Linked DNA regions of Homo sapiens: region 1 is linked to region 2. The links are chromatin loops, found by intact Hi-C in ENCODE. Cell type or tissue: A673. All regions are shown on one strand. Each heading gives the region's core, and the rest is flanking DNA. Links, peaks and the distances in the headings are about the cores only.

The links. Peaks named below come from ENCODE experiments on the same cell type or tissue, not always from the same donor. Only the 100,000 strongest peaks of a DNase experiment are listed, where the experiment ranks them.
Region 1: it touches region 2 in a loop (3-fold over the local background); 8 of 110 quality-filtered maps call a loop at or near these places.

The regions. Positions count from the first base shown.
Region 1 is chr14:71,098,653-71,108,894 of GRCh38, forward strand. It overlaps PCNX1 (pecanex 1), which reads left to right. Exons shown (of 36, transcript NM_014982.3): 31 at 3,338-3,568; 32 at 4,743-5,017; 33 at 6,583-6,788; 34 at 9,952-10,242. Among named protein-coding and RNA genes, the nearest start is that of PCNX1, 200 kb to the left of the region's middle. In A673, for the core only: a CTCF peak has its summit at 5,413 (motif pointing right); a DNase peak (open chromatin) is centred at 5,429; H3K27ac peaks cover 511 bases.
Region 2 is chr14:71,849,937-71,860,178 of GRCh38, forward strand. No RefSeq gene overlaps it. Among named protein-coding and RNA genes, the nearest start is that of RGS6, 77 kb to the right of the region's middle. RefSeq lists enhancers at 2,238-2,739, 6,326-6,395. In A673, for the core only: CTCF peaks have their summits at 5,673 (motif pointing left) and 5,877; DNase peaks (open chromatin) are centred at 2,405, 5,655 and 6,615.

The DNA of each region.
Region 1 (10,242 bases), core at 1,063-9,062, 750 kb before region 2:
CTGATTTTGTATGCTGAAACTTGAAGTCATTTATCAGTTCCAGGAGCTTTTTGGCAGAGTCTTCTGGGTTCCCTAGGTATAGAATCATATCAGCAGCAAAGAGAGATACTTTGACTTCTTTTCCGATTTGGATGCCTTTTTTTCCCCGCTGCCTGATTGCTGTGGCTAGGATTTCTGGTACTGTGTTGAATAGGAGTGGTGAGAGTGGACATCCTTGTTTTGTTCTGGTTCTCAAGGGGGATGCTTCCAGCTTTTCCCCATTCAGTATGAGGGCTGTGGGTTTGTCATAGATGCTGCATCCTGGAGATTTTGGCATGTTGTATCTCTGTTTTCATTTATTTCAAATAATTTTTTTATTTCTGCTTTAACTTCATTTCTTTACGCAAAAGTCATTCACAAGAAAGTTGTTTAATTCCCATGTAATTGTGTGGTTTTCAGAGATCTTCTTGGTATTGATTTCCATTTTTATTCCACTGTGGTCCAAGAGTATGGTTACTATTATTTTGATTTTTTTTTTTTTTTTTGAGACGGAGTCTCACTTTGTTGCCCAGGCTGGAGTGCAGTGGCGTGATCTCGGCTCACTGCAAGCTTGGCCTCCTGGTTTCCTGCCATTCTCCTGCCTCAGCCTCCCGATTAGCTGGGACTGCAGGCGCCCGCCACCACGTCTGGCTAATTTTTTGTATTTTTAGTAGAGACGGGGTTTCACCGTGTTAGCCAGGATGGTCTCGATCTCCTGACCTCGTGATCCACCTGCCTTGGCTTCCCAAAGTCCTGGGATTACAGGCGTGAGCCACCACGCCCGGCCTATTTTGATTTTTTAATTTATTGAAACTTGCTTTATGGCCAGGCATGTGGTCGATCATAGGGTATGTTCTGTGTGCAGATAAAAATAATGTATAGTCTGTGGTTGATGGGTGGAGTATTCTGTAGGTGTCTATTAGATCCAATTGGCCAAGTGTCAAACTTAAGTCCAGAGTTTCTTTGTTAGTTTTTTGCCTCAGTGATCTAACACTGTCAGTGGGGTATTGAAGTCCCGTACTATTACTATGTGGCTAAGTCTTTTTGTAGGCCAGTAAAACCTTGTTTTATGAATCTGGGTGCTCCAATGTTGGGTGCATATATATGTAGGATAGTTATGTCTTCTTGTTAAATTGAACTTTCTATCATTAGGTAATGACCTTTTGTTTCCATTTTTACTGTTGTTAAAGTCTATTTTATCTGATATAGGAATAGTGACCCCTGCTCTTTTTGTTTGTTTGCATGATAAATCTTTCTCCAGCCCTTTACTTTGCACCTATGAGTGTCATTGCATGTGAGATGGGTCTCTTGAAGAGACCAGACAAATGGATCTTTTTTTTTTAATCTACCTTGCAACTCTGTGTCTTTTAAGTGGGGTGTTTAGACCATTTACATTCAAGGTTAATATTGATATGTGAGGTTTTGGTCCTATTAGGAAGTTGTTGGTCCTATCATGAAGGTCCTATCATGTATCATGAATGGTTGCTTCGTAGTTCTACTGTATGGTTGCTTTATAGGGTCTGTGGGCTGTGTTCTTAAGTGTGTTTTTGTGGTAGCAGGTATTATTTTTTTGTTTCCATGTTTAGAACTCCCTTAAGGATCTCTTATAAGGCTGGTTAAGTGGTAACAAACTTCCTTAGCACTTGCTTGTCTGGAAAAGATTTTATTTCTCTTTCACTTATGAAGCTTAGTTTGGCAGGATATGAAATTCTTGGTTGGAATTTCTTTAAGAATGCTGAAAACAGGCCCCAATCCCTTCTGGCTTATAAAGTTTCTTCTGAGAAGTTTACTATTAACCTGATGGGGTTCCCTTTTTATGTGATCTGACCTTTTTCTCTAGCTGCCTTTAAGAATTTTTCTTTAGTGTTGACCTTGGACACCCTGGTGACTGTATGCCTGGTGATGTTCATTTTGTATAGTATCTCACAGCTGTTCTCAGATTTCTTGTATCTGGATGTCCACCTTTCTAGCAAGATTAGGGAAATGCTCTTGAGTTATTCCCTCAAATATGTTTTTCAGGTTGTTTACTTTTCCACCTCCTCTCTCAGGAATGTCATTAATTGGTAAGTTTGGTTGCTTTACATAATCCCGTATTCCTCAAAGACTCTCTTCATTTCTTTTATTCTTTTTTCTTTATTTTGTCTGACTGAGTTATTCCAGAATACCAGTCTTCGAGGTCCAAAATCTTCTGCCTGGCATTTACTAACTTCCTACACTTAGGAAGCAATTAAGCCTCTTTAAGCTTCAGTTTTTAAACATGGAAAATGCAGGTATTATCAACTCAACCTACTTGACAAGATTGTTGTAAAATTCCAGTGAAATAATGTAGAACATTTTACATTATGAAGCATTATTTATGTATACAGTATTATCTCACATATCTCAACCCCCCAGCTAACAGGCTCTATCCTTAAGGATATTCCTTCTTACTCTCCCTCTTCTCCTTTCACATAGCACAAATTCTGGTCAGTTGACTTGAGTGCAAATGGATTACTTTACTGGGATACAGAAATTTGTCAGCCTCCCAACTATAAATATGAAAGCAGCCTATCATATTTACATTTCTTTAATATACCATTTCAAAACTGCAGATTTGTGTTACAGTTATTTCAGTATATGTCCTGTCCCTGTTAATGTGTAGGTTTGTAATAGGGAGATACATTTCATATCTTCTTTGTTTTATCCATGCTGCCTGCCAGACAGTCTTGTACATGGTAGATACTGAATAACTATCAAATGAATAAGTAGTTATTAAGACCAAGATACTTTTCAGAGAAAACTTTACCAACTTCTCTAGGACTAGGACCCCAAATCTGTGCTCAGAGCTGCTAGCTTTGAGCTGTATCTTAACTAGGTGAGAGGCAGGATAAAGTGATATATTAGAACCCATTTTAGAGATACGACTTTATGTGAAAAGTATCTAGTTAAGAAGAAACACAATATAGAGACCTTTTATGTAGTTTTAGCCTTCCTTACCTAATAGTGACGTAATCCTTCAACAGAAAAAAAAACATGAATAAAGATATGAAAAACCAACTTGAAAGAGAAAAACAAAACACATAAAAACCAGAAATGATGTTTATTCATCTAGAACTTAGAGGAGAGGGTTGGATTGAGGAATTTACAAAAATAGTATAGCAGTAATGAGCTACTTCCTAACCCAGTTATGACTGAGAATCTATAATTTATCTCTAATAATATTAACATGTGTTGAAATATTCATAATAAACCAGTTTTTAAGAACTTTCACTTAGTAACTGTAGAAGTTATCAGTTCTTTTATTTTCCTTTAAAAATTTATATATTATTTTTGTATTTAGGATCATTTTACTTCTCCAGATGAATATGATGACCCTACTGTGCTCTATGAAGCCATAGTATCTCATGAGAAGAACCTCGTAATAGCCCATGAAGGGGACCCTGCATGGCGGAGTGCAGTACTTGCCAACTCTCCCTCCTTGCTTGCTCTGCGGCATGTCATGGATGATGGCACCAATGAATATAAAATCATCATGCTCAACAGACGCTACCTGAGCTTCAGGGTCATTAAAGTAAGTGTTTGAGGTATTTATTTGGTCCAAAACATAGAAGTTGAATAACTTGATCTAAAATTTTTTTTTTTTGAGACAGAGTCTCACTTTGGGCCCAGGCTGGAATACAGTGGCATGATCATGGGCTTACTGCAGGCTCTCGACCTCCCTTTGCTCCACCTCAGCCTATCGAGAAGCTGGGACTACAGACATGCACCACCATGTCCGGCTAATTTTTGTGTTTTTTGTAGAGACAGGGTTTTGCAATGTTGCCCAGGCTGGTCTCACACTCCTGGCCTCAAGTGATCCACCTGACTCAGCCTCCCAAAGCTGTACAATTACAGGTGTGAGCCACCACGCCCAGCCTTGATGTAAACTTTTAAAAAGTAATTGAAAGTTTTTTCACAGAAAAAAAATGTGATGACCATATTACATTTGTCTTTCTTGTTTATGAGCACTTAATTTTACTTATTTTTTTTTAGTACTTTATTCTGTCCTCTGAAAGTTTCTCATGTGCCATAAAGCCTTAAAATTTTTGGTTATTTCAGTTTTGACAGTCTTTTATCCATTAAATGGCAGGTCTTATATATTTTATATATGCAATTTGGGCAGCATCTCTTTTTAAAAAGTCAGCACCATATTGCTAATATAATATGATTCTTAGGTTGCAAAATGATAGCATACCATGTACTTAATAAAGATCAGAAGTTAAATAGTTCATTCTAACTTTTGCTTGTTTGTTTTTTTAAACATCTCAGTGCTTTAAGAGGCTTAATTTCTGAAATTTTATTCTGATAGTTTATAGTTATTTTTTAAATTCACATTAATCGACCCACAAATGTCATAAACATTCTTTCAACCGTAAATATTTATCTCTCATTTCTATAAAAGATGTCTATAGTCTTATTTATCAGTGCTTTGCCAAGTTAAAAAACTAAATTGACTTTATTTTACTTGATACTTTAAATACAGAGCATGAAGAAAGAGCTGTGTAGATACTTATTATTTAGCAACCTGCTAATGACAAAGGGAAATTGGCTACCTCCTATTTAAATGTGACCTACTTATATTTGTTCCCCGCTTTTCACAACTGGTTATCATAATATCTTTTGTATTCCTCCCATTTCTGCTCTTCTGTTTCTGTGAATTTTATTCTTGGCCCCTTAACCTAATTCCCTTGTGTTCTGGTTTTCAGGTGAATAAGGAATGTGTCCGAGGTCTTTGGGCAGGGCAACAGCAGGAGCTTGTTTTTCTACGTAACCGTAACCCAGAGAGAGGTAGCATCCAAAATGCAAAGCAAGCCCTGAGAAACATGATAAACTCATCTTGTGATCAACCTATTGGCTACCCAATCTTTGTCTCACCCCTGACAACTTCTTACTCTGACAGCCACGAACAGCTTAAAGACATTCTTGGGGGTCCTATCAGCTTGGGAAATATCAGGAACTTCATAGTGTCAACCTGGCACAGGTGAGCCAAGGGATTGTATTATTCAGTGCTGGTGTATTCCTGACCCTCTTAATCTAGGCAGTGTGCATCACCTGGGAAGCTTGTAGAAAAAATTACAGGTGCCATGGTACAATATGAACCCATTATTTCTGAACTTCAAGAAGTAGAATCTGAGCATTCTTATCTTCAAAATCTTATTAGATAAATCTGATGTATAACTGGTTAAGAACCATTGCTCCATTACTTGGTAGAATCTTGGAAAATTCCCTTTATTTGTTTAATTTTTTTAACTTTCTGTTGTATATTACCACTATTAGAATATTTGAATATTTGTTCTGTACAAACGGGAAGTTAAGAGAAAAACATAACATGCAAGTTGATTACTTTGTCTAGTTTACCATTCTGTTCCAACACTAGGGGGAGCACTCTGTACACATTGAAACTTGATGGCAATGCAGAGATACTACTGCCTTTTTAACAATACATTCTCACTCAGATCTGAAATCTACAGTGTTTTCAAATATTCACATGATTTTTTTTCTCTGTCTTTTGTCTAGTAAATTATGTCTGGTGTAGGAACATCATAGTTTGGATGATGAAGAAATATTGCAGAACATAAGGGTTGTTCAGATTCTTAAATATAGCTTAAGAAAACCAAATCTGGCAATTAAAGCAGCAAACTCTCAAATGTTCAATCTCCGCCCAAACAGAAGGCACAATATAAGTCAGGGGAGTGTTCAAAGAAATTTTCTTTCCAAAAAAGATCTAATATGCTGGAATTACCGTAAAGAGATTCTTTCCCCCTAAGAAAAATGGCATAGAGTGCCCAATTGTCCTCGTTTGCTTAGTCACTCTCCATTTTTTAAAAATAGGAAAAATGATTTCAGCACCTCTCTTCAAGTACACTATATTAACAGTATAAATAAATTAGGTTTTCAGGGGTTACATACTTCAGAGTCACTGAACAGACATTGGCACTGGTAAGAATTCTGTTTCCAGGCCCGGCGCTGTGGCTCACACTGGGTAATCCCAGCACTTTGGGAAGCTGAGGTGGGCAGATCATAAGGTCAAGAGATTGAGACCATCCTGGCTAACATGATGAAACCCCATCTCTACTAAAAATACAAAATTAGCTGGACATGGTAGTGGGCGCCTGTAGTCCCAGCTACTCAGGAGGCTGAGGCAGGAAAATCGTTTGAACTTGGAGGTGGAGGTTGCAGTGAGCCGAGATTGTGCCACTGCACTCCAGCCTGGTGACAGCGAGACTCCGTCTCAAAAAAAAAAAAATTCCATTTCCAGCTGTGATCTTAATGGTACAACTGAGTTATATACAGTTCTTTATTATGGTGCAGGACAGATAATAGAGCATATGAAAGATTTGAGGCAGTGAATATGACGGGTATAGTTCTTAAGCCACTCTTTGAAAACGTAATGAGTTTTTTTGTTCCTAATATTGATTGCACCATAAAGACTTTAAAAGGTGAACATTAGTAGCATTTGCAGTTCAGAATAGCTGGAAAAAGAATAAAATACCCATTTTGAAGTGATCTTGGAATAATGCTTCCTACTCTGGTATTTGTTCCTAGGCTTAGGAAAGGTTGCGGAGCTGGATGTAACAGTGGTGGCAATATTGAAGATTCTGATACTGGAGGTGGGACTTCCTGCACTGGTAACAATGCAACAACTGCCAACAATCCCCACAGCAACGTGACCCAGGGAAGCATTGGAAATCCTGGGCAGGGATCAGGAACTGGACTCCACCCACCTGTCACATCTTATCCTCCAACACTAGGTAATGTGAAACAAAGTTATATGTCTAATGTTAGCTTCTTAGCCATAGAGGCTGGTTAGTATATGTGTATAAAGAGGATTACATGTGGTCCACTTGGAAATTCAGAAATAGAATTTTTTTTTTTTTTTGAGATGGAGTCTTGCTCTGGCTGGAGTGCAGTGTCACAGTCTCGGCTCACTGCAAGCTCCGCCTCCCGGGTTCATGCCATTCTTCTGCCTCAGCCTCCTGAGTAGCTGGGACTAAGGCCCCTGCCACCACGCCCGGCTATTTTTTTGCATTTTTAGTAGAGACAGGGTTTCACCATGTTAGCCAGGATGTTCTCCATCTCCTGACCTCATGATCTGCCCGTCTCGGCCTCCCAAAGTGCTGGGATTACAGGCGTGAGCCACCACACCCAGCCCAGAAATATAATTTTTTTTATTCCAAGTTGTACATTATTCCATTTGTTCATATTATTTTATATATATAAATATATATTTTATATATTTGTATATATACTTTTAAAACTTGATAATTCAACATAAACATTTTAATATATTAAGGATTCTTTGAAAATATAATTTTTATTTTTTTTATTATTTTTAATTTTTTGAGACAGAGTCTCACTCTGTTGCTCAGGCTGGAGTGCAGTGGTGCCATCTCGGCTCACTGCAAGCTCTGCCTCCTGGGTTCACACCATTCTCCTACCTCAGCCTCCCGAGTAGCTGGGACTACAGGTGCATGCCACTGCGCCCAACTAATTTTTTTTTTGTATTTTTCGTAGAGACGAGGTTTCAACCATGTTAGCCAGAATGGTCTCGATCTCCTGACCTTGTGATCCGCCCACCTTGGCCTCCCAAAGTGCTGAGATTACAGGCGTGAGCCACCACGCCCAGCTGAAAATATAATTTTTAAAGGCTAACAATATTTAACTATTATAATTAACTTCTCCCCTGTTGGACAATTACTTGGTTTTTCTTCTAACAATGTTGTAATAGTCTTTGTATATAAGTCTTTATAATCATTTATTATTTTCATAGGTTAGAGACTTTAAAAATGAAATCACTAGGCCAAAGCCTATGAGAATAAGACTCTTGATATATAATGCCAAAAATCTTTCCAGAAAGGTTTTTTTTTTTTTTTAAACCAGTTGGTACTCTCACCAGTCCTATCAACCTTCCCAGCTTTGAAGATTGTCAGTTCCTGCCTCTGCTCCTTGCTTGCTCCAGTGGGGGCAGGAGAAGGGGTGGTCTTTAATTTTATTCTTTTAATTTGCATTACTCTGATACCTAAGAATGGAAGTTTTTAATGAATTTATCAGCAGCTCCTCTTTCTAAAGTGCCTAGTTACATCTTTTGCCTATTTTTCTATTTGGTTATCTTTTTCTTACTGATTTGTGTTTTATATTCTGGATTTGAGCTCTTTCAGTTTTCTGTACCACAAATATCTTTTCCCATTCTGTCCCTTGTCTTTTCATTCTCTTACTGTGAAGAGTTACTTGCCTTCTTCTGATGAGAAGTCCTTAGTTTTAGTGAGAACAACTTACTATTCATTTATTTTATCATTAGTACTTTTTATGTCCTAATTAAGAAAATTTTCCCTGTCCCTAGGCCCTCAAAGTATGCTTTTATTAATTTCCCTTTGACATGAGATCTACAATCCACCTGGTGTGCAGAAGGAATCAGGTCTCAACTGTCTCCATATGGCTGGGCAGTTGATCCAGCCATATGAAGAAGTTGATCCTCTCCCCAACTGCCCCCCTGACTGCTTCACGTGAATCAAATAAAGTTCTAAGACATTTACTTAAATGTAAAGACATTTATTAAATTTAAATATATATATTTTCAATGGGATTCAAGTGAAGAGACCTGATAGATCAACATTTTGGATGTTCAGAAATACGTATCTGAGATCTGTTTTCTTTTGTGGTTTTTGTAATTTTTTTTTTATTTGCTGAAGTTTTTTAAAGTTCAAATTCTGTGGCATATGAAAGACATAATGAATAATTAAATATTTTTTATTTAGGTGAAAACCTAAAACTTTCAGTGTTCTTTAAATGTACTTTTTGTTCTTACCTTGATTAGCTCTTTTTATTTTTAGGTAAAAAGTACATGTAGCTATGTTTCAATGTAATTAATTTTACATTACTCTTATGAGTCAAGAAAAAGACAAGTCTGAAGAATCATATCAAGCCACTTGAAAAAGGATGCAGAAGAACCTGCTTTTCAGTGCCACTGATCATTCCGATTTAGTAGTGATCCCCAAATGTATATGAAAATTACAGCGTGGTATTCACTGTCTCTCTATAGACAGTGTAGCTTTTCCTTGGTAGAAGTTGAAAGGGCAGTAATACTATACTTTGAGAAATAGTAGTTATAGAGCTTGCCACATAGTAGGGCCTTAATAAATATTTCTTTTTAACTGGCAAAAATTATATATATTTATGGTATACAACATCATGTTTTGATATGTGAATATATTGTGAAATGATTAAATTAAGCTAGTTAACCTATCCATCACCTCATATACTTCTTTGTGATAAGAATGTTTTAGAGCTACTCAACAATTTTTAAGCATACAACACATTATTATTAACTCTAGTCCCCAGGCTGTACAGTAGACCTCCAGAGCTTGTTCCTCTTGACTCAGTGGAACTCTGTACCCTTTGACCAACACCTCCTCTTCCCCAGCCCCTGGCAACCACCATTCTACTCTCTGCTTCTGTGAGTTCGGGGTTTTCAGATTCCACAAGTGAGATCATGCAGTGTTTCTTAGTAAATCCTTCTGACTGTCTCATTTCCGTGAGATATTTCATTTCTGATATATTATGGAAGTATTCTTGTTATTTTAAAATGCTTCTGTGAAACATATTTTAGGATTTATCCCAACCTTAAGTCCTGATATTTGCTGTAAAATATTTAATTATTAATTGTCTTTCATATGCCACAGAATTTGAACTTTAAAAAACTTTAGCAAATAAAAAATATATTACAAGAACCACAAAAGAAAATAGATCTCAGATACGTATTTCTTTTTCTTAACTTTAAAAGTTTTAGGCATAAACGTTAAGTTCTGTCAGTTCACCAATTAATTGCTTAGGGGAAAAAGTCTTAGAAACTGCAAAACAGAAGTATTGTGTCTGAGTCATTCTACTTTGAGTGAGTGCTGCTGTTTCTCCTCCTAGGCACTAGCCACAGCTCTCACTCTGTGCAGTCGGGCCTGGTCAGACAGTCTCCTGCCCGGGCCTCAGTAGCCAGCCAGTCTTCCTACTGCTATAGCAGCCGGCATTCATCCCTCCGGATGTCCACCACTGGGTTTGTGCCTTGTCGGCGCTCTTCTACTAGTCAGATATCGCTTCGAAACTTGCCATCATCCATCCAATCCCGACTGTCGATGGTGAACCAAATGGAACCCTCAGGTCAGAGCGGCCTGGCCTGTGTGCAGCACGGCCTGCCTTCCTCCAGCAGCTCCAGCC
Region 2 (10,242 bases), core at 1,571-9,570:
GAGAGTTAAGCCAGTCCCTGTTACTTTATCTTGTATGAAAGCAGAGTCTAAGGAATTCTTTTTTAAACTGTAAAGTTAGGTAATCATGCTTACATTCTCTCTGAATTCCTAGAGAACAGACTGGTTGCAGTCAAATTTGATCAAAAGGAGGCTCCTCAAGACTTCAACTCCTTCATTATCAAACCTTGAATTTCTGAATGAGAGGAACATTTAGAGCCACAAACAGAATTCTCCACAAGGGCAGGAAAATGGTCTGTTCAAAGGGCAGTTTTGAGACTAGATGTCAGTGTTATTCTCCAGATTAAGAAGAGGGGTGACTCTTTTTTCCCCATGGAATCCCTTCAATGATAATAATCATTATGAGAGTTTTTGAAATGTATATCCCAGTTTCTTTTTTCCATAAGATCCCAAAGCTCTTAACAAATATAGTAATCAATATGCAAACTAGGATCATAATCAAAGAGTCTTGTGTTCCAGACTAATTTCTCACCATGGCTTCTGGACTTGCTCAGTTGCTCTGGCAGGCTAGTATCTGCCTTGTATGTGTTTTTCTCTTTTTCACCATTCCCTGTGTTTCTCTTTCTCTTTCATTATTTCTAGCTGTATTTGAACTTCTCTTTCTCACTATATTGGAACATAAGACACGTGCATTTCACTCCTAGAATTATTACTATTCCACGAAACACTGGCTGAGTCACTTTAGCCTTTGGCTTTTAATAAAATAATAATAAGGCTGGGCACAGTGGCTCATACCTATAATCTCAGCACTTTGGGAGACTGAGGCAGGAGGATTGCTTAAGCCCAGGAACTCAAAACCAGCCCGGGTAACATGGCTAAACCCCATCTCTATAAAAAATAAAAAAAAAATTAGCTGGGTGTGGTGGTGCACACCTGTAGTCCCAGCTACTTGGGAGCCTGATGCTAGAGGATTGATTGAGCCCAGGAGGTTGAGGCTGCTGTGAGTTGAGATCACACCACTGCTCAACAGAATGAGATCTATCTCAAAATAATAATAATAATAATAATAAAGGGTTAAACAAGTTGCCACCCTTCTCCCTATCTTCTGGGAATTATGGTACTAGAAAATGAAGTAGCATGTACGAGAAGCTTTCTCAAGTTTAATAGATTTCACCTGCTTCATTCTTCCATGTAGGCTCTCTCTTATCAAGTGCCTACAGTGGCTCAAGACTGAGCAAGGTGCTGTACTGGAGACAGTTTTTGGGGTGTGCAGGGTGAAGAAAGAGCTTCCAAGGGAAAGAAGTCCCTAGGTAGTTTATAATCTTATAATTCTCTTAAGTACAGGTCACTCTTTGGACTCTTCGAAGAATGGCTGGGTCCACTGTAATTGGATAGTATTTACTACAAAGAAGGTGTTTTATGTGTGTGTATGTTCAATTAACCTGGCGTCTTTTGATTTAAACTGTAAGAATGTTTTAATATTTTTTGCCCAGTCCCGTTGGTAGTCATTTTCACAGAGACAGTGACTCAGTCTGCCTCAAATGGGCCCAGGATAAACAGGTTTTGCTTAACCTTTCCATGAGCAACTTTTCAACTGTTAAAGTGTGCTAGAGTCAGATTACATGGGCTTGTGAGTCCTTTCAACATGGATAGGAAAGGAACCTCTAAGCCTCTGTTTCTTTACCTGAAACATGAGAATAGTCTTCCCCCTGCATAGAGTTAGCATGGAATTAAATGAGATGCTGCATATAAAACATTTAGTATAATTCCTGGCATGTAGTAAGCGCTCACTTATTGTCGGTTACTCTCATTATTCATCGTTCAGTAACTTACTTACTCAGTCCCTATTATGTGCAGGGTCTTTGACTTGGGTCTGAGATATTCTAATGAAAAAGCTCTCTCCTGGCCAGGCACGGTGGCTCATGCCTATAATCCCAGCACTTTGGCAGGCCGAGGTGGGCGGATTACCGGAGGTCAGGAGTTCGAGACCAGCCTGGCCAACATGGTGAAACCCCATCTCTACTAAAAACACAAAAGTTAGCTGGGTGGGATGGCGGGTGCCTATAATCCTAGCTATTCAGGAGACTGAGGCAGGAGAATCGCTTGAGCCCAGGAGGTGGAGGTAGCAGTGAGAGAGGATTGCGCCACTGAACTCCAGCCTGGGCGACAGAGCAAGACTCTGTCTCAAAAAAAAAAAAAAAAAAAAAAAAAAAGGAAAAGAAAAAGAAAAAACTATCTCCCTGCACTACAGTCTAAAGGAAGGGTTGGCAAACTTTTTCCATTAAGAGCCAGATGGTAAATATTTCAGACTTTGTGGGCCATATGGTCTCTCTTGCAACTGCTCAACTCTGATGTTATAGCTCAAAAGCAGTCACATACAAGACATTAACAAATGGGTATGGCTTTGTTCCAATAGTTTACAAACCCCTGTTCTAGAGGGAAGACAGATATTCAAAGAAACCATTGCAATACAGTGTGGTAAGTGTTACCACACTTAGATAGAGGAAGTGGGGAATGATCTAGCCTGTCACCACTCATTGTGCAGTCTTTAGACAAGCTGCATTGACATCACCAGGGAGCCTGTGAGGAATGCAGATCCTCACACCTCATCCCAGAACTGTGGAATCAGAGTCTGCATTTAACAGACTGAATTTTTTGCCCAGTCCCATTGGTAGCCATTTTCCATATGATGCAAAAACTCTTGATAAATATAGTAATCAATACGCACACTAGGATCACAATCAAAGGGCTTAACAAAAGAAGCTCTGACAGAGGGCTACGTTATACCAGCAAGAATATCTCATTTGAAAGCTGAAGGACAAGCAGAAGATTTTGGGGCAATGTATGGGCCAGGGGACATCTTTTAGGCAGAAAGTACAGCAAGTACCGAGATGTGGAGGTGAGGAAGAACACAGTTGAAGAACTCAAGAAATTAGAGAACCTTGCTGGCAGTAAGTTGGTAACACTACTCTAGGCTAGAAGAAATTTAAGCAACATAACAGTCAAATGCAGTGACCTGATTTTGTTTAGGTCCTGTTTTGAAGAAACCAATTATAAAAAGACATTTTTGAAACAATTGATTTTTTTTTTTTTTTTTTTTTTTTTGAGACAGAGTCTTGTTCTGTCACCCAGGCTGGAGTGCAATGGCATGATCTCGGCTCACTGCAACCTCTGGCTCCCAGGTTAAAGTGATTTTCCTGCCTCGGCCTCCCAAGTAGCTGGAACTACTAGCTTCCGCCACCATACCCGGCTAATTTTTGTATTTTTAGTAGAGACGGGGTTTCACCATGTTGGCCAGGCTGGTCTCGAACCCCTGACCTCAAATGATCCACCTGCCTCGGCCTCCCAAAGTGCTGGAATTACAGGCATGAGCCACCATGCTCAGCCGAAAATTTGAATATAAAGTGAGTATTAATACCACTGATTGTGATAAAGGTTTTGTGTTTATACATAAAAAGTCTATTAGAGAGATATATGGAAGGACTTTGGGGTGAAATGGCCTGATGACAGGGATTTTAAGAAATATTCACAAAAAAAGAAGGCTGACCAAAAGGAAGACATGAAGCAACTGGAGCAAAAAGTGAATAATTGTTGAATCCAAGGATGGGTGTATTGAGTTTTTTTATATTATTCTCTTTTCTTTTGTGTACTTTTGAAAACTTTCTTAATAAAAAAGTTAAGGAAGAATGTTGGACTGCATCAAGTCTCTTGTCTCTGCTTTTATGTGAAATTCAGCTCATGATTAATCCATCCCAAGAGCTGTGTACAAAGCAATATTTTCCATCTTTGAAGACAATTTAGAAGTCCTTGACAGGAGGTCACTCTGAGCCCAGTGGATCTACGTGCATTTCCTTTTATTGGAAAGAGCGGAAGAGCAGTGGCTTCAAGGAAGTTTTACTCCATTTCTTTTTTCTTTCTTTTTTTTTTTTTTTTTTTGAGACTGAGTCTTGCTCTGTCACCAGGCTGGAGTGCAGTGGTGCTATCTTGACTCACTGTAACCTCTGCCTCCCGGGTTCAACCAATTTTCCTGCCTCAGCCTCCCGAGTAGCTGGGACTACAAGCATGCGCCACCACGCCCAGCTAATTTTTTTTGTATTTTTAGTAGAGACGGGGTATCACCATGTAGACCAGGATGGTCTGAATCTCTTGACCTCATGATCCACCAGCCTCGGCTTCCCAAAGTGCTAGGATTACAGGCGTGAGCCATTTCTTAAAGCAGATGTGTCTGAGCTGGGGGATGAGGGTCTCTCATCCCAGCCCAGACCCTCATCCAGGACCCCCGCTTCCCCCGTACTAAAGGCGCAGCTAGGACTGCAGCTTGCTGAACAGTGTACTGCAATGGACCCGAGAAGAATGCGCACCTTTGTGCTCCTGGTTTGGAATCAAGTATATGCAGTAGTGGCCTTCGATGGTGAGGATTACAGATTTTTTTCATGAGGAACACATATTATATCTCTGAAAGAATCAGTAATAAGGAAATTAGGACAATAAGGAGCAGATCATTTTGGACCCACTATTTACCAGCTCTGTAGCCTTGAGAAAGTTACGAGGTCTCTTGAGGTCTCATTTCATCATCTGTAAAATTATTTAACCTACTCGATTGGGTTGCTGTGACAAATTTAATGAGATAACATGTATAGTCTTGATCTCATCGCAAGCTATAAGAAGTGATACACAAATGTCAGTTGCATTTTTCCTGAGCTGGACTTCCTAGTATTCTCTCCTATTTCATAGGTGGCTTTTTAAGCTTATCTTACCTCTGAGCTTCACATTTGTTTGGTGCTGAATTAGAATTTCCATGTGGTGGTCCCTGAATTTTACTGCTCCCCCAGCACCCTGTCTTTTTCTCTCATGCTGAAAGTAGCCTTTTAACATTTGCCTTTTAACCTGGGTCTTCCTTCTTTTTGCCTGGAATGGTTGTTTTTTTGTTTGTTTGTTTTTGAGATGGAGTCCCACTGCAAACTCTGCCTCCCGAGTTCAAGTGATTTTCCCTCCTCAGACTCCTGAGTAGTTGGGATTACAGACGCCCACCACCAGGCCCAGCTAATTTTTGAATTTTTAGTAGAGATAGGATTTCACCATGTTGACCAGGCTGATCTTGAACTCCTGATCTCAAGTGATCTGCCCGCCTTGGTCTCCCAAAGTGCTGAGACTACAGGCATGAGCCACTACACCCAGCCTTCTGCCTGGGATGTGGATGTGATTCCCAGAAGTGCAGCTGCCATCTTGCCACCATGAGGTAACCTAAGGGTGTCAGAGCAGAAGGATAAAAGGAGCTTACGTCCTTCATGGCAGTGTGGGACTATACTAGAGCTTGACTACTCACCAAATCTCACCTTGAAAGAACACACACTTTAAAATTTAAAACTCCAATTGTCTCTAAAATAAGAAAGAAAGAAAGAAAATAGGTTCAGGTGAGGAAGTATGGCAGAATGTTGATAATGATGAATCTGGGGAATGGACATATTGGTTCACTATACTTTTCTCTTTAATTCTGTGTGTGTGTGTTTGAAATTTTTCATGACAAAAATTTAAAAGAAAATTGAACTTCACCAAATTTCTTATCTTGATTATTATGTGAAGCTCCAGGTTCTAATCAAGCTCTTCCAAGGGCAGAGGACAATGATTTTCCTGTTGGCCAACTTTTCATTGGCTGCATCCCAATACCCCAGGCTTGCCTCAATATTCCTGCTGTGCTGCTGCCCCCTGCTGGCCTCTGCCATTTTGTGTGCCTGAAGATAAGCTTCCCCCCATGTCAGAGGGCTGTGAGCTCCCTCCACTGAAGAAGGTTTTTAAAGATTAGACTCTTGATTTTAGATGATGTTTAATAAATGAATGTCCCTTCTATTCCCAAATTCTTAATGCCTGATTTTTAAAAAGCATGATGGGCATGTGGGGAGATACAAGAGACACAGAAGCCTCTGCCTTTGCGGTTCATTTTGTAGGAATGAGGATTCATAAAATGTACCACCCCCCATTCTGTCTCAACTGATGCCCCATCCCTCCTTCCATTTTCATCCTTCCAATTTCTTCATTCTCTGTTTGATGGACATGTTATAGGAAATATGTTTCAGAAATACCATCTTTTTAGTTTTTATTTAATCTTAGATTTCCTGAGTGTGATGCTGGAGAAATATTTGTAAACAAAATACCTACTTCAGATGGACCAGAAGAGAGAAAGGACTGGTACAGGTTGCTGAAGACAACCTTGACTGTGTTTTTAAGGTGTGCCCACGTCTGCTAACCCCAGGGAACTATTGAACACAACATATTTGACTGGTTTGCTGATTTCCAGAACAGCCAATAGTAGTGTAACTGAGCAGAGAAACAATGCTGTTAGAAGGGGCACGGTGAGAGTGAGATCGGCCCTTCGGTTTGCGTGGGAGCTGGGTGAAGCTGGTGACTGCTGGCTTTCCCCCGCTTCCCTGACAACCTGCATGACTCAGCAGAGGCAGCCATAATCCTGCTAGGTACACTACTCTATTGACCTTGCAACATCACCCCCATACCCCACAGCAGCCACAGCAAGACCTGCCCAAGGAGAGTCTGATCTCAGACATGCTTAGCCCTGCCCCGACCTGATGGGCCTTTCCTATGCACCCTGGTAGCTGAAGACAAAGGGCATATACTCTTGGGAGTTTTAAGGCCCCGCCCACTGCCATTTTCTCTCAATACTACCACAGCTGATGCTTTCTGGAAAGCACCACCTCCTGGCAGTAGGCCAACCAGCACAAAAATAGAACATTAAACCACCAAAGCTGACAACCTCGTAGAGTCCATTTCACCCCCTGCCACCTCCATGGGAACAGGTACTGGTATCCACACTGAGAGACCCATAGATGATTCACATCACAGGACTATGTGCAGACAATCCCCAGTACCAGCCCAGAGCCGGGTAGACTTGCTAAGTGGCTAGACCCAGAAGAGAGATAACAATCACTGCAGCTTGGCTCACAGGAAGCCACATGCATAGGAAAAGAGGAAGAGTACTACATCAAGGCAACACCCCATGGGACAAAAGAATCTGAACAACAGCCCTCAGCCCTAAACCTTCTCTCTGACAGAGCCTACCCAAATAAGAAGGAACCAGAAAACCAACTCTGGTAATATGACAAAACAAGGCTCTTTAACACCCCCCAAAAATCACTCTTGCTCACCAGCAGTGGATCCAAACCAAGAAGAAGAAATCCCTGATTTACCTGAAAAACAATTCAGGAGGTTACTTATCAAGCAATCAGGGACGCACCAGAGAAAGGCAAAGCCCAATGCAAGGAAATACAAAAAACGATGCAAGAAGTGAAGGGAGAAATATTCAAGGAAATAGATAGCATAAAGAAAATCAACCAAAACTTCAGGAAATATTGGACACACCTATAGAAATCCAAAATGCTCTGGAAAGTCTCAGCAATGGAATTGAATAAGTAGAAAAAGAAATTCAGAGCTCGAAGACAAGGTCTTGGAATTAACCCAATCCAACAAAGACAAAGAAAAACAATAAGAAAATAAGAACAAAGCCTCCAAGAAGTCTGGGATTATGTTAAGGGAACAAACCTAAGAATAATCAGTGTTCCAGAGGAAGAAGAGAAATCTAAAAGTTTTGAAAACATATTTGGGGGAGTAATCGAGGAAAACTTCCCTGGCCTTGCTAGAGACCTAGACATGCAAATAAAAGAAGCACAAAGAACAGCTGGGAAATTCATCGCAAAACGATCATCATCTAGGCATATTGTCATCAGGTTATCTAAAGTTAAGACAAAGAAAATAATTTTAAGAGCTGTGAGACAAAAACACTCAGGTAACCTATAAAGGAAACCTATCAGATTAACAGCAGATTTCCCAGCAGAAACCCTGCAAAGCTAGAAGGGATTGGGGCCCTATCTTCAGCCTCCTCAAACAAAACAATTATCAGCCAAGAATTTTGTATCCAGCAAAACTAAGCAACATATATGAAGGAAAGATGCAGTCTTTTTCAGACAAACAAATGCTGAGAGAATTCGCCACTACCAAGCCACCACTATAAGAACTGCTAAAAGGAGCTCTAAATCTTCAAACAAATCCTGGAAACACATACAAACAGAAACTCTTTAAAGCGTAAATCACACAGAACCTATAAAACAAAAATGCAAGTTAAAAAGCAAAAACAAAAAAAAAACCGAGGTATGCAAGCAACAAATAGCACAATGAATGCAATGGTACCTCACATCTCAATACTAACATTGACTGTAAATGGCCTAAATGTTCCACTTGAAAGATACAGAACTGCAGAATGGATAAGAACTCACCAACTAACTCTCTGCTGCCTGCGGGAGACTCACCTAACACATACGGACTCACATAAACTTCAAGTAAAGGGGTGGAAAAAGGTATTTCACTCAAATGGACACCAAAAGCGAGCAGGGGTAGCCATTCTTGTATCAGACAAAACAAACTCTAAAGCAACAGCAGTTAAAAGAGACAAAGAGGGACATTATATAATGGTAAATGGCCTTGTCCAACAGGAAAATATCACAATCCTAAACATATGTACACCTAACACTGGAGCTCCCAAATTTATAAAACGATTACTAATAGACCTAAGAAATGAGATAGACAGCAACACAATAATAGTGGGGGACTTCAATACTCCACTGACAGCAGTAGACAGGTTATTGAAACAGAAAGTCAACAAAGAAACAATGGTTTTAAACTATACCTTGGAACAAATAGACTTAACAGATATAAACAGAACATTTCATCCAACAACCACAGAATACACATTCTATTCAACAGTGCATGGAACTTTTTCCAAGATAGACCATATGATAGGCCATAAAATGAGTCTCAATAGATTTAAGAAAATTGAAATTATATCAAGTACTCTCTCAGACCACAGTGGAATAAAACTGGAAACCAACTCCAAAAGGAGCCTTCAAAGTCATGCAAATACATGGAAGTTAAATAACCTGTTCCTGAATGAGCATTAGGTCAAAACCAAAATCCAGATGGAAATTAAAAAATTATTCAAACTGAATGACAATAACGATACAACCTATCAAAACCTCCAGGGTATAGCAAAGGTGGTGCTAAGAGGAAAAGTTCGTAGCCCTAAATGCCTACATCAAAAAGATTGAAAGAGCACAAACTCATATTCTAAGCTCACACCTCAAGGAACTAGAGAAACAAGAGCACACCAAACCCAAACCCAGCAGACGAAAGGAAATAACCAAGAGCAGAGCAGAACTAAATGAAATTGAAACAAAAAAAATACAAAACATAAAACAAACATGAGGTTCTTTGAAAAGTTTAATAAAATTGATAGACCGTTGCAAGATTAACCAAGAAAAGAAGAGAGAAAATCCAAATAACTTCATTAAGAAATGAAACAGGAGATATTACAACTGACACCACTGAAATACAAAAGATAATTCAAGGCTACTGTGAACACCTTTATGCAGATAAACTAGAAAACCTTGAAGAGATAGATAAATTCCTGGAAAAATACAACCCTCCTAGCTTAAATCAGGAAGAATTAGATACCCTGAGCAGACTGATAACAAGCAGCAAGATTGAAGTGGTAATTAAAAAATTACCAACAACAAAAGAAGTCCAGGACCAAATGGATTCAGAGCAGAGTTCTTCTACCAGACATTCAAAGAAGAATTGATACCAATTCTTTAGACACTATTCTACAAGATCAAGAAAGAGGGAACTCTTTCTAATTCATTCTATGAAACCAGCATCACCCTATACCAAAACCAGGAAAAGATATAATCAAAAAAGAAAACTATGGACCGATATCCTTGATGGACAGAGACGCTAAAATTCTTAACAAAATACTAGCTAACCAAATCCAACAGCATATCAAAAAGATAATCCACCATGATCAAGTGGTTTTAATACCAGGGATGCAGGGATGGTTTAACATACACAAGTCAATAAATGTGATAGACCACATAAACAGAATTAAAAACCAGAATCACATGATCATCTCAGTAGATGCAGAAAAAGCATTTGACAAAATCCAGCATCCCTTTATGATTAAAACTTTCAGCAAAATCAGCATACAAGGGACATACCTAAATGTAATAAAAGCCATCTATGACAAACCCACAGCCAACATCATATTGAATGGGAAAAAGTTGAAAGCATTCCCTCTGAGAACTGGAACAAGACAAGGATACCCACTCTCACTACTCCTTTTCAACATAGTACTGGAGGTCCTAGCCAGAGCAATCAGGCAAGAGAAAGAAATAAAGGGCATCAAAATCGACAAAGAGGAAGTCAAACTGTCACTGTTTGCTGACA